Linked DNA regions of Mus musculus: region 2 is linked to region 1. A link is a loop called in an ENCODE intact Hi-C map of the cell type or tissue named here. Cell type or tissue: left cerebral cortex. All regions are shown on one strand. Each heading gives the region's core, and the rest is flanking DNA. Links, peaks and the distances in the headings are about the cores only. Region 1 holds the start of St6galnac5 (ST6 (alpha-N-acetyl-neuraminyl-2,3-beta-galactosyl-1,3)-N-acetylgalactosaminide alpha-2,6-sialyltransferase 5). Region 2 overlaps St6galnac3 (ST6 (alpha-N-acetyl-neuraminyl-2,3-beta-galactosyl-1,3)-N-acetylgalactosaminide alpha-2,6-sialyltransferase 3).

Region 1 (7,236 bases), core at 2,237-7,236:
ACATATGAGCATATATACATACACTCTCATATGAGCATACATTTGCACATACACTCATACCCACATATGAACATACATGCACACAAACACACTCACACACTTATGAACATACAAGCACATCCACATATGAACATACATGTGTGTGCACACACACATATACACACACAATGAAAGGACCTTTTCCTGAGGAACCACAGTAGAGCTTGTGGGCAGACTTCAATGTGTCTTTCTTTCTCCTCTAGTATCTCTGTGTTCTTTGAGGCCCTGTGCAAAGCTAACATTCCCTCCAAATTTCAGATTCCTTGTCACCTAGGACATGCCTTGTTTCAACAATTCTCAGCTTATTTTTATCACAGAAACTACATTTTGCAACACTCAATTTCTTTTCCATTCTCTTTTTTTCAGAAATAGGAATCAATTTGATTGAATGTGATAGCAGAAGAGGTAGAAATGTAGCAATGTTTTAAATGGTGAGAAATTTGTCTCAGCTACCTGGGTTTAAGAGGCAAATTGTGACTTGTCCCACTCTGGATTGAAGTGTCCAAGCTAGACAAACCAGACATTTCCACTGACTTGTCTACCTGTCTTTTCTCCTCCAAGTCCATCAAATACTTAGGAATTTGCCTATTTTACATTCACTGTGGCTAGTCAGATCAATAACTGAAAGGTACATACATGTACAAGGTTACCCTTGAAATCTCAAACCTCTTGGATTATTTTTTTAAAGATAGGATCTCACTGTGTAGTCTTGACTTGACATGCAGACTAGGCTAGCCTCAGACACAGAGATCCACTTGTCGGTGCAACGTAAGGGTTGCCATGAAAAGCACACCCCTCAGATCTTAATGAAGTAGGAGGCAAAGCTAAGAAACAAATCTGCACATTGGTTGCTCCCTATCACCTAAAAGTCCACGCCTGAATATTGACTGCTGTTCCCTTGAAACTGCAAGCCTAGGCCCCAGTACCTAGCACACAGTAGGTGCATAACAAAGTAGATACTTGTTAAACATATGTTGAATCGATAGAACTCCTCCATTGTCTGTTCATTAAATTCACTATACACATACTCAGAAAGAGAGAGAGAGACAGAGATACAAAGAGAGAGACAGAGAGACAGAGTTCTGAGTCCTTAAAGGAAAACGTTTATGCTTAATTCTCTCTCTTTCCACCACCATGTTTCCTAAACAGAACTATCGAGTGACAGGTGACTACCACATAATCGTCAAGTTGAATTGTCTCCCATTCCTTATCTCCTCCACCTTCATCTGGCCCTACCTTGTCCTTTTGACTCCCAAGCCAGAATCCCTCCAAGAGTCTTACCATCCCAATCAACTATCAGAAAGCCAGATACCTTAAAGTTCTTTCAATCAAGCTCAGAACTAAAAATTTAAATGTACTCATTTTGTAAGTAATTTTGTGACCAGCTAACTGCCATCCCAGGAGGAGGGAAAAATCATAAGCTTAATGAGTCTGGTCAGACACACCGTGTAACAGATGTCCAATGTGCCGCCATGAGCTTAAGTCATAAATACGATGTCTCTCTTTGGCAGCGCAGAATATATGAGAAGTGTTTTATCGGTTGCTGGGCAGCTTGCTAGACGGAGGAGAACAATCTGAGGAAGGCAGGGGCTTCGTCTGGCTGCATCTCGAAAGCCGTGTTGGAGAAACACAGATAATCTGCTTGCAATGATTCATCAAGTTGGTCCTTTGTTTCATTAATTTGAGTGTCAAGTGCAGCCATACAATAAAGAATTGCCAAGACCCGATAAGATTCTCCTCTGCCTGCTGCCTTGCCTGTCCAGACAACGGGCACTATTCATGCCCACAGCACACATTGAATAAATAGCTAACCGCACTGCTGGCAGTATCGGATAGTATTTCCAATTTTTGTGTTTTCCTCGAAAGGCTCCATGGTGTGTGCTTCTGTCTCCTGGATGCTCATTACTGAACCAATAATTTTAACTTTGTTAATAGAGTTTGGACATGGGCCTCATACGTTAAAAATAGTCCCCGTTGTGCCATCCATCCAGCGGTAGATTAGAGAAGATTAAAGGGGGAGTTGCAAGGGCTCTCACTGTGCCTGCCCATGGTTCAGGTGGCCTGCTGATCGTTCTTAATGTGATCTTCAACCTCACACGGCTACATGTACAGTGTTAAGAGAGACATTAAGACGACTATGTTCACTGAATAATGTCACGTGGCTGAAATACGTTTTCAGCTAAATTAGAGGTTTAACAAATGCTTGCTCTAATTAGATGTAGGGACAAGAGCATACTTAGAGCAGGCTACTGATCTGAACTCAGCACTGAACAATGATCCAGCTTTTAACTGGAATCCAGGTCCTGATTGTGAAAGTATACGCCACCAGTGCCCCAGACAGCAGGAGGGACGAATCACAGCCTTCAGGATCCTAGGATGCGAGATCACTTTTTATCTTCAACAGCTAATATTTCTTCACTGACATTAGGAAGACTCTACAGTTCACGGTTAATCACATGAATGGGATGCACCGAGTGTTTCCAAAACTTTAAAATCATTTAAATGAGCACCAGGGACTTCGCAGGTTGAGTAGAAATATAAATTGTGTTCTTGGGAGCAAATGATGAATGAAGCCATTTGCATGGAAGGGTACGGTCCAAGGGAAGCAGGAGACTAATGATTTGTCAAAGCAGAATTAGGGAGGGAAAGGACATTTGAAAACAACTAGAAATTATTACAGCGGCGTAATTTTTAAGGAAAACAATCCCATGATCACATTTGCCAGGCTGTAAACACAAATGCAAATTTAAAGAGATCGATTGACATTTGGGAGGCTAACTTGTTTCTTTATTAAAATCACAAACCTGAAAATTTAGTAAATTTTCAAATGGCTACCGTGTTCAGGATCAAACTGGATTCTGCGTCCTTTTAACTTGACAGCCCCATTCAAAGATAATAAATCTTCAAACTAAGGAATGGGTGCACCTTTATGGTAACAGTCTTGCCCCAGAAATTCCACTTCACTGAGAAGATGGTTTGGGGGTTGGGAGGGGGACTGCAGAGGACTCTAGGACCCAGCAGGCGGCGGCAGGCGGCAGTGTGTGGATCGCTAAGACTCGGAGGGTCCGGCTCAGTTTTAATTCTCCTCTAATCTCTGCAACAGCAGCGCTTCCCGGTCCCGCGGCTCCTGCTCCCGCTCAGCTGCCGTCACTGCCAGGTGAGCATCTGAGCAGCCTCCGCCCCATCACCCACCATGGACAACCTCCAAGAAAAAGTGGCTCCGGACGCGCTTGCCTGAGAATTCCGCACAAAAGAGGAGCCCAAAATGAAGACCCTGATGGTGAGTCTGTTGTTCCAACTCTGCCAAGCAGAGGCAAAGACCCCTGGGATTCTGGGTCTCCTAGACCGTTGGGGAAGCCTCTCCGGGTATCTATCTCTGTGCCAAGAGGTCACCTGTCATTGGTGACAACTTTCTACCTGGCTTGGAATCCGGGATGGGCGCTAGGGATGCCTGGGCTCCTGGATCTTTAGCGAGTGATCCAAGGGGCGACTGGAGAGCAGAGGAGCAGGCTGACCTCTCCAGGGATGGAGGGTGTCCCACTGTGACCGCTGGGCACAAACTCAGAGGGGCGGGGAGGAAGCACCATCTTTGACTTTCTTGGTTTTCTTGTCGGATTTCAAACTTAGCGGGGATCTCTGCAGGAAGCCTCAGGGGGGCGAGAAGAGAGGGTGTTTGGAGGGCTGGAATCCGAGCAGCTTAGGTGGAGTCTAGATCCTCCTTCCCAAAGTACCCTGGGCGGACGCGCTCACCCTTGCACTGGTCACCGCGCGCCACCTGCCCTCCACTGTGAGACGCGGGCTGTGAGCAGCGATGCAGGAGCATCCCTGACGGGTGCGCAAGACCGTGTCACCTCTGCTCTCTGGCTGCTGGGAAGGCTGGGGCGGATGCTCCGGACTTGTGCTTGGTGCCAATAAGGAGCCAAGCTTCCCTGGTGCACCCTGAGCCACTGTCTTCTGCTCTCTCTCCCCCGCCCGCCTGCAGCGCCATGGTCTGGCAGTGTGTTTAGTGCTCACTACCATGTGCACCAGCTTGTTGCTCGTGTACAGCAGCCTCGGCAGCCAGAAGGAGCGGCCCCCGCAGCAGCAGCAGCAGCAGCAGCAGCAGCAGCAGGCGGCAACCGCGACTGGCAGCACGCAGCTTGTGGAGAGCAGTCCCCAGCCACGTAGAACCGCCCCCGCAGGACCCCGGCAGCTCGAAGGATACCTCGGTGTAGCAGACCACAAGGTGACAGCTTGTGCGCCGTCCTTCCCACCCGCCGCTCAGCCTGGGCACTCTGTACCCCTGATCCTTCCTCCTTCCTGGGGTAGTGAGCCACCAGAGCAGCTGTTAGTTTGGGGGAGCAGGAAGGTGGTACACCAGTTAGGGCAGGAAGGGCTGCATGCTAGTTGTGACTTTCTATTCCAAGAAGGATGCAAAGTTTATCAGGGAATAGGAATGATGTGAGTGGATCCTGAACCCCATCGGTCCTGGTCTAGAATCCGGACACCCGGTAATAGCAGCTGCAGATGGATGTTCAGTTTCTGGAGCCTGGTATTTTCCAGCCAAGCCCTGCGGGGTTGGGGGGGGGGGTGCGGAGTAGGAGGAAAGCAGAATTTTGCAGGGACTAGCCCCAAGGTTCTTCCTGCACCACCAGAGGGGAGAAGAGAGAGCCTCCACCAGGGCTCAGTTCCACAGGTTCTCCTCTGATCTCTGCTGGGGACTGCTCTGGGCTGAAAGGCCCCAGTCCCTGGGGAGCCCAGCTCTGGCAGGCATGGAGGGCTGGAAACACACTCAGCTCCCTTTGGCTTAAAAGCCTGTTTTCCTTTGCCTCCCAGGAAGCAACTGCGTGGCTTGGCTAATAATTAATAAGCTGGGTTGTTTTTTTTTTTTTTTTCATTTAAATTGAACCTCCTTTCCTTAGACTAATAAATAAATCTCTGGTTTCAGCGTAGGAAGCCTCTGGGAAAAACCTAATCAGGTTTCCTGATTCCAAAGATGTTTTAATACAATTTAAATGCATCTCTGATTATTTGAAATTGCCAGTGTGTTTTTATTAAAACACACTTTCCCTCCCTGTCTAGAAGATGGCTTGAAACCTCTCAGCTCTTTTACTTTGTATCTTACTGCATTTTATGAATGTGAACCAACAGTAGTATTTGCAGATGTTCCTCCTGTGTGAGATGATAGCTCTTGTCACACATGAGTAAGTCAGACTTTAAGTGACAATCAAAATATTGCAACTCACCTGTACTGTGTAGAATGCTAAAGATGGGAGACGCCAAAGGGATTGCATGCAGGGCTCAGCTTTCCCATCCTTGGATGCTGGAAGAAAACAGGGCATGTCCTGAGACATGTAGCAAGGTTCACTGATAGACAGACATGTGCAGTCGGCACTAGTACATACATTGCTGCGGGGCTCACCAAGGAGGGGGCTCACATTCTCCGGAAGAAGCAAGGGATATTTCTTTGAAAATGTGGAAGTTGTACTAGAGAGACTTCAGAGAGGTGAACAGGAGGAGGCTGTCTGAGGAGGAAGCCCTCTGGAGTGGGCTGTAAATGCCAGCGCCCAGGCCTAACAGTCACAGCCTCTGTTTGCTCTCTTGGTTGTTGATTGGTTACATACTTGGAATCTGCATGTGCAAGCTGCTGATAAGGGCTGTGGTTGTGAGGAAGTTTACGCCTGGTGTCTGGCTGGGGATGGCGGTGTGTGTGGGTCACTGGCGTGAGACGAACAGAGTGCAGCCCTGGATTTTCACACTCGTTGTTTAGTAGGGACCCGCCTCAAATTCTGGAAGTATTTGTGAATAAAAAAAATGTCAAAAGGTCAATGCCTTGCAAGTTCTGGTGGATCTGAAAAGATATCCCAAATACTTTGTTCCTTCCATAGCCTAGTGGTCAATTGTTCCCAAATAGAAGGACTGAGTTTAAGAGTCGTCTTTTAAAAACGCCTGTGGAAACAGGTGTGCTGGTTACAAGTTCAGTGTATGAGAGTGTTGTGTGATCAGGACGAGCAGCAGCAGCCTTTCCATGTGTCGCGGTGCCTGTAGATGGAAATACTTACTCTGCAGTGGAAAGGGAAGCTGCAAGCGCCATGGCATGGGATTCTTCTTGGCCTTTAGTTATCAACATCAATGCAGTTCATCCCTAGAAAACATCTCCCAGGTGGTGCTCACGTCTGCTATCCCAACATAACTGGAGTGTGAGGCAGGGGAATGGCAAGTCTGAAGTCAGTCTGAGTTACATAGGGGTATCTTCCGTCAAAGTCCAAAAGAAGCAGGAGAGTGTAGAAAGGGAAAAGAGACAGAAGGAAGACAAAAAGGAGGGGAGAGGAAATGAAGAATGAAGAAGGGAGGGGAGGGATGAAAGAAAGAAAGAAAGAAAGAAAGGAAGAAAGAAAGAAAGAAAGAAAGAAAGAAAGAAAGAAAGAAAGAAAGCAGATGGCGGAAAAGAGAAGGGAGTAAAGAAAGATGGAAGGGGAGAACAGAGATGAAGGGAATAAGGAAAGGAAGAAGGAAACAAAGAGGGAAGGATGAAGGAAAGGAGGAGGGATGGAGGAAGGAAAGAAGGAGGGAGGTAGTGGAGAAGGAGGGAGGGGAGAAGGTAGAAGAAAGGAAAGAAAGAGGGAAGAAATGAAAGAAGGACGAAAGGAAGGACATATGAAGGGAGGAAAGGAAGAAAGGGCAGAAGAAAGACAGAAAAAGAAAGGAATGAAGAGAGGGGGGGAGTGAGGAAAGAAGGGAGAGAGGAGGAAGGAAGAGGGAGGAAACCCACCTCGAAAGTTCAACTCCAAGGCTGGAAACTGAGACCAAGCAAAGCAACAAGTGCAACCCCCAGGCACTATGGGACATGTCCCTTTGTCCCAAGGAGCTAATGCAGACCTGCCTGCTCAAAGGGGCTTCAACAAGCCTCCTTACAATGGTGGCTCCTGCTGTTCTGGCCTGCCAAGTGGGCAGGGCTCCCATTCTATGTGGCCACCTGAGGTGCACATCCTGTACAAACACCTAGGAGCTCTTCTTGGATTTAGTTTTGCTCCAGATCTACCACAGTCTCCATCAGGCAAAGTTGTGAGAAGGCTGTGACGGAAGTCATTTGTTAGGCTGTTGCTAAAGAAAACCTTTACTTCGTCTAACACAGAATGGTGTCAGGAAGGAGAGCTCTCCTGTTCTGCCACAGGACACTCAGGACTGATTTTTTTTTCTCTTCAATCTCACATCAGG
Region 2 (5,000 bases), core at 1-5,000, 590 kb before region 1:
TCTCTCTCTCTCTCTCTCTCTCCTTTCTATCGTCTCTCTTTCTCCCTGCCTTTCTATAACAAAGCTCTAAAACCATTGATGGTCTCTGCTCCAGTCAAGATCCGTTGCGCTCACTCTTGCGATGTTGGGAACCTCTCTTCCCTCACCCCTCTCTCCCATAACCCCAGTGGCTTTAGCACAGGGGCTCCCTGGGGCTTTAGGAGAAAGTAGCTCCGGGGCCCCCAGGTAGGGCTGCCCCTTAGCCATCCCCCGGAGAATGGGTCAGTGGCTTAGATGCCCACTCAGGGATGAGTGGAAAGTGTATGGCAGCCCTCCCACCGCTGACTGAACAGAGAATAGGTGGAACTCTGGCGGGGTGTGGGTCTTCCCCTTCCCCCCTCTTCCCCAGGGCCTCTTTTTAGCTCCCAACAGCACTTAGTTTTCTGGAGACCCAAGCTCCAGTCCTATGGTTACAGCACATTACTAACCACCAGGACATCTTCTCAGCCCAACTACTGTCACTTTTAACTGTGCTCTTTGGGTCCTGTGAGAAGAGTCTTTGTATGCCAGGAGCCTTGTCAGGACATAGAGCAACAGGCATTCTTAATTGGTTCTTCTTTTTAAATGATTGCTGTGGTCTGATGTGTTTTTGCACACATATCTCCAGTTATTTTAAATTATAGTGTGTGTGTGTGTGTGTGTGTGTGTGTGTGTACACTTGCTGAAGCCAAAACTGGGTATGAGGGTCTCTGGGGCTGCAGTAATATGGGTCATGAGTTGCGTACCTGGTATTGAACTCTGATCCTCTGAAAAAGCAGTAACTGCTCTTAATGGCTGAGCTGTCTCTCCAGCCCCACCTTCAGCTCTAGTTTTCCAGGGGGAAATCCCTATAAAATGTATTTCATTCTGAGGATGGAGCCATTCATTTGGCTGCTGTTTGAACGTGCTAGAAACAACATCATTGGGATTACACATTACAACACACCTTCCTTCCGAATTGCTCATCTTTAAGCTTTGTCATCAGAACCCTGCTCCTTTAGGTCCTCACATCCTTAGCTTATGAAGAAAACTACAGCTTTTTCATTGGTGTGTTTATATCCAGAAGACTAGTCTAGAGCCATTGAGGATCTTGTCCTCCTGTGTGGCTAGGTAAAGAAATCAGTTTTATGGTGACATGAAGGGCCCTCTGGAGTGGGGTAGCCTGGGAAAAGCACCGAGTCCCAGAGTACCCACACCAGTGGAGCTCTGGGATTTGCCTAAGCGATCCATGATGTAATAGACCTCCATGATGTAATAGACCACCATGATGTAATAGACCTCTACCGCATGGTTAGGGTGTAGCTCTGTCCTCGAGGTATCTGAACTTTGGCTGGAAAAAAGGAATGTGCAAACCCAGCGAGACATGGAAAACCTTTCCAACATGGAGTGTCTGACGGAACACACAGTGTACTGGAAGACATTGGAATAATCAGGCTATATGGCTGGCTTTTTAAATTTTTTTATTTCTGTGTGTGTGTGAAAGAGAGAGATAGGGGAGTGGCGGGGGGAAGAGGGAGAGGGATTCTCGGATTTTACTTCCTCCAAAATTCTCCAGTGAATGAGGGCGTCAAAAAAACTCTGAAGTCTTTAAAATGCGCTGAGAGCATTTTGTTTCCAAGGGAAGATTTATATTCTCCCAGCCTTTTCAATCCTGTTTTCCTATCTTATATGCTATAAACCAAACCTCATTCAGGAAAATAAAAGATGAATACGAGCTCTGAAAGAATACAGAATGGGGACACTCAGCCGAAATGGCCATAATTTCTTCTAGGAGAAGAAAAAAAAATTAAGCGTGTGGTGAGAAGCATTAAGACGCAGGGCTGCTACACGCTTACAAACAGCAGCTGCGGTAATGGAAACGTCTGGTCAGGAGGCCAAACCCGCAGACAGCGAGCAGGCTGAGCACTTTGAGGTCTATATGGACAGGGATTCATTGGTAAGAGGGGGCGGAGTGGCTCCACTGCCGACCGGAAATGGTTACGTGACCCTTCTGCGTCGGTTCCTCCTGACCATCATCAGCCTCCTTCTGGCTCGGATAAGCCCTTAATGTAATTCCAGGGCTTGCTTTAAAATCATTTTAAAGCAAGCCCTTAATGTAATTCCAGGGCTTGCTTTAAAATCATTTTAAAGCACTAGCACTTTACAGTTTATAGATCACCGTGGGGAGGACTCTAGGGAGAAAGGGCGCCATGACCGGTGTCTACTGAAGACAGACAAAGTAACTGAACAGCAGTGCCCAGCACTGCGTCTGCCTTAGAGTTGAATTCAAGTGTGCACCCTCACTTCCAGCGAGTTTGTTTATTTGCTTTGTTTTGCAGGGTAGCTGAGGTTATCTCAGTGACAAACCACTTCCCAAATTTAAGACAATCTCCTTCCACGGGGAGAGTGCAGACTGGTTCATTGTTGTCTGCTTTTATCTTCAGACTGACACATAAAATAACTAGGCTGTGACCTTCACACAGGTAGTCGCACCTGCTCCACAGCCTGACTGCACACAATCCTGTGGCTGACCTGTGTTGGCGGCAAGTGGGAGGTTTTGGGGACTGGCTTCCTATTTAGAATAATCCTGGTCTGCAAACGTGGGAGGGAAGCTGGGCCATTCGAGAGCACCATGTGTCGGCCTAATCGAAAGATGCTGAAATGGCAAGCTGTTGGAAGAGAACATCCCGTGCCGTTGATTCGCCAGCCCACGCTTTCACAAGTACCTTCCTGGAAGCCGGTCTGTGTTCTTTGTGTGGTGGCCTTTTAAATGTCAGCCTGCAGAAGGGTTTCTGTTTTTAGTTAAGGCTGATCTCTAAAGCAATCAGATAATAGTTTAAAGTCATAGCTCCCACTCGCTAAGTACTTGTAATGTGTTGATGCTGGGTTCTATATTCTCTTTCCATGAAATTTTAGGTAATATCTTTTGTCAACTCAGGTGTCACCTTGACTCAACCTAGTGCCACTTGGAAGAAGGATCCTCCACTGAGGAATTGACTGCATCATATTGGTCTGTAGGCACATTTATGGGGCATTGTCTTGATTATTCATTGATATATAAGGGTGCAGTCCACTGTGGGAGGGGTCATTCCTAGGCAGGTGGCCCTGGGCTGTACAGAAAGCTAGCTAAGGATGAGCTTGTGAGAGAACAAGCAGAGATGGGGCCAGCAGAGTGGCATTCCTCCCTGGTTCTGATTCAGGTTCTTGCCCAGGGTCCTGCTTTGATTTCCCTCAGACATGGATAGTGACCCAGAAGGGTAGAAAGAACTGAATCTTCTTCTCCCCAAGTCCTTTTGGTCAGAGTGTTTTATTGTGGCCAACAGGATGAAGGTAGGACAGGTAGTGCTGAAAAGACGGCAGGTGCACAGGTGTCACCGCACATGTTAATCATGGTTTGTCAGGCGAGCACTTTCTAATAGCTTGAACATATCTGTGTGTCTGATGTATTATCTTCTCGATGTACTGTGGACCCCTGGAACGATCCTGTGCCCATTGACTGGCACAGAGGTATCGTGTATCTGCCCACCCCTTCAGTTAGGAGCTGAACCCAGAGCTTTGTGCATAAGAGGCAAACGATCTCCCAGTGGGCTTCCATAGCTCTGTATATCATAAGTCTTTTTCACATCATTGTGTGAGTGTGTGTGTGTGTGTGTGTGTGTGTGTGTATGTTCATATGTGTAAGGGTTGCCATGGCATGTGACAGTGTAAGGACAACATTGAATTGATAGAAGAATTTTTATTTTATTTTTTATTTTTTTTCCATTTTTATTAGGTATTTAGCTCATTTACATTTCCAATGCTATACCAAAGTCCCCCATACCCACCCGCCCCCACTCCCCTACCCGCCCACCCCCCCTTTTTGGCCCTGGCGTTCCCCTGTTCTGGGGCATATAAAGTTTGTGTGTCCAATGGGCCTCTCTTTCCAGTGATGGCTGACTAGGCCATCTTTTGATACATATGCAGCTAGAGTCAAGAGCTCCGGGGTACTGGTTAGTTCATAATGTTGATCCACCTATAGGGTTGCAGATCCCTTTAGCTCCTTGGGTACTTTCTCTAGCTCCTCCATTGGGAGCCCTGTGATCCATCCATTAGCTGACTGTGAGCATCCACTTCTGTGTTTGCTAGGCCCCGGCATAGTCTCACAAGAGACAGCTACATCTGGGTCCTTTCGATAAAATCTTGCTAGTGTATGCAATGGTGTCAGCGTTTGGATGCTGATTATGGGGTGGATCCCTGGATAAGGCAGTCTCTACATGGTCCATCCTTTCATCTCAGCTCCAAACTTTGTCTCTGTAACTCAGAAGAATTTTTATAGTTTATTGATATCTATGCCAGATTAGCTGGGATTCTCTTACCTCTGCCTCCTATCTCTTTGTTGTGGGGTCACAGATATGTGCTACCACACACTGATTTATGTGTGTCCTGGGAATACAGACTCTGGTCCTCACAATTGTGTTTCGGATGCGTCTTAAGTTTTGTTGTTGCTGTTTTATCAATGGATATTGGCTCTTTTTCTCTGCAGAATTCTAATACAGTGCATGACACTGAAGCTCTGTGAAGGTGACAGAATGTCTGATCTTTCAAGTTAGACAGAGCCCTTTGCACCCATCAATTTTCAGCACTAGTGTTGAATTTCTTTAGCCAACGCTGGGTAAATGTATTTGCTCACCTGGACACCACGTTTGACCCTGGCAGTTGGTGCTATTTCTGTTGATGAGTTAGAATCACTCATTGCTCGTGATCTAAGTTCTTCTGATGGACCAAGGAAGCACTTTTCTTCCCCAACATCTTTTATCTGTTGATTGGTTCTTGTGGCTAAATGGGATGTTGGAATGAGTGATATGTGGCTGAGGTAGGGCGAACTTTGAGCAAGAACAGCCACTGCGAGTCACTGGGCAGCCAGATTGTATTCAGTGTAGAGACTGCCTCCAGGGTGGCGGAAGCACAGAGATAAGGGTGGGCTGTATGACTTGGATATGACTCTCACTGTTGTTATTTTGTAC

What was found. Peaks named below come from ENCODE experiments on the same cell type or tissue, not always from the same donor. Only the 100,000 strongest peaks of a DNase experiment are listed, where the experiment ranks them.
Region 2: a loop joins it to region 1, with 2.3 times the contacts of the local background. A loop is called at or near these places in 4 of 42 quality-filtered maps.

The regions. Positions count from the first base shown.
Region 1 is chr3:152,978,086-152,985,321 of GRCm38, reverse strand. St6galnac5 (ST6 (alpha-N-acetyl-neuraminyl-2,3-beta-galactosyl-1,3)-N-acetylgalactosaminide alpha-2,6-sialyltransferase 5) reads left to right here and starts at 3,112. Exons shown (of 5, transcript NM_012028.5): 1 at 3,112-3,319; 2 at 4,022-4,264. The coding sequence starts at 3,305. Gm46830 (a long non-coding RNA gene) reads right to left here. Exons shown (of 4, transcript XR_003954686.1): 3 at 5,265-5,341. In left cerebral cortex, for the core only: CTCF peaks have their summits at 3,072 (motif pointing right), 3,811 and 4,674; DNase peaks (open chromatin) are centred at 4,037, 4,380, 4,637, 5,415 and 2 more places; H3K4me3 peaks cover 3,208 bases; H3K27ac peaks cover 2,541 bases.
Region 2 is chr3:153,568,968-153,573,967 of GRCm38, reverse strand. All of the region lies in intron 1 of St6galnac3 (ST6 (alpha-N-acetyl-neuraminyl-2,3-beta-galactosyl-1,3)-N-acetylgalactosaminide alpha-2,6-sialyltransferase 3), which reads left to right. Among named protein-coding and RNA genes, the nearest start is that of Gm32721, 18 kb to the left of the region's middle. In left cerebral cortex, for the core only: no CTCF peak of the experiment used is centred there; DNase peaks (open chromatin) are centred at 1,559 and 2,670; H3K27ac peaks cover 892 bases.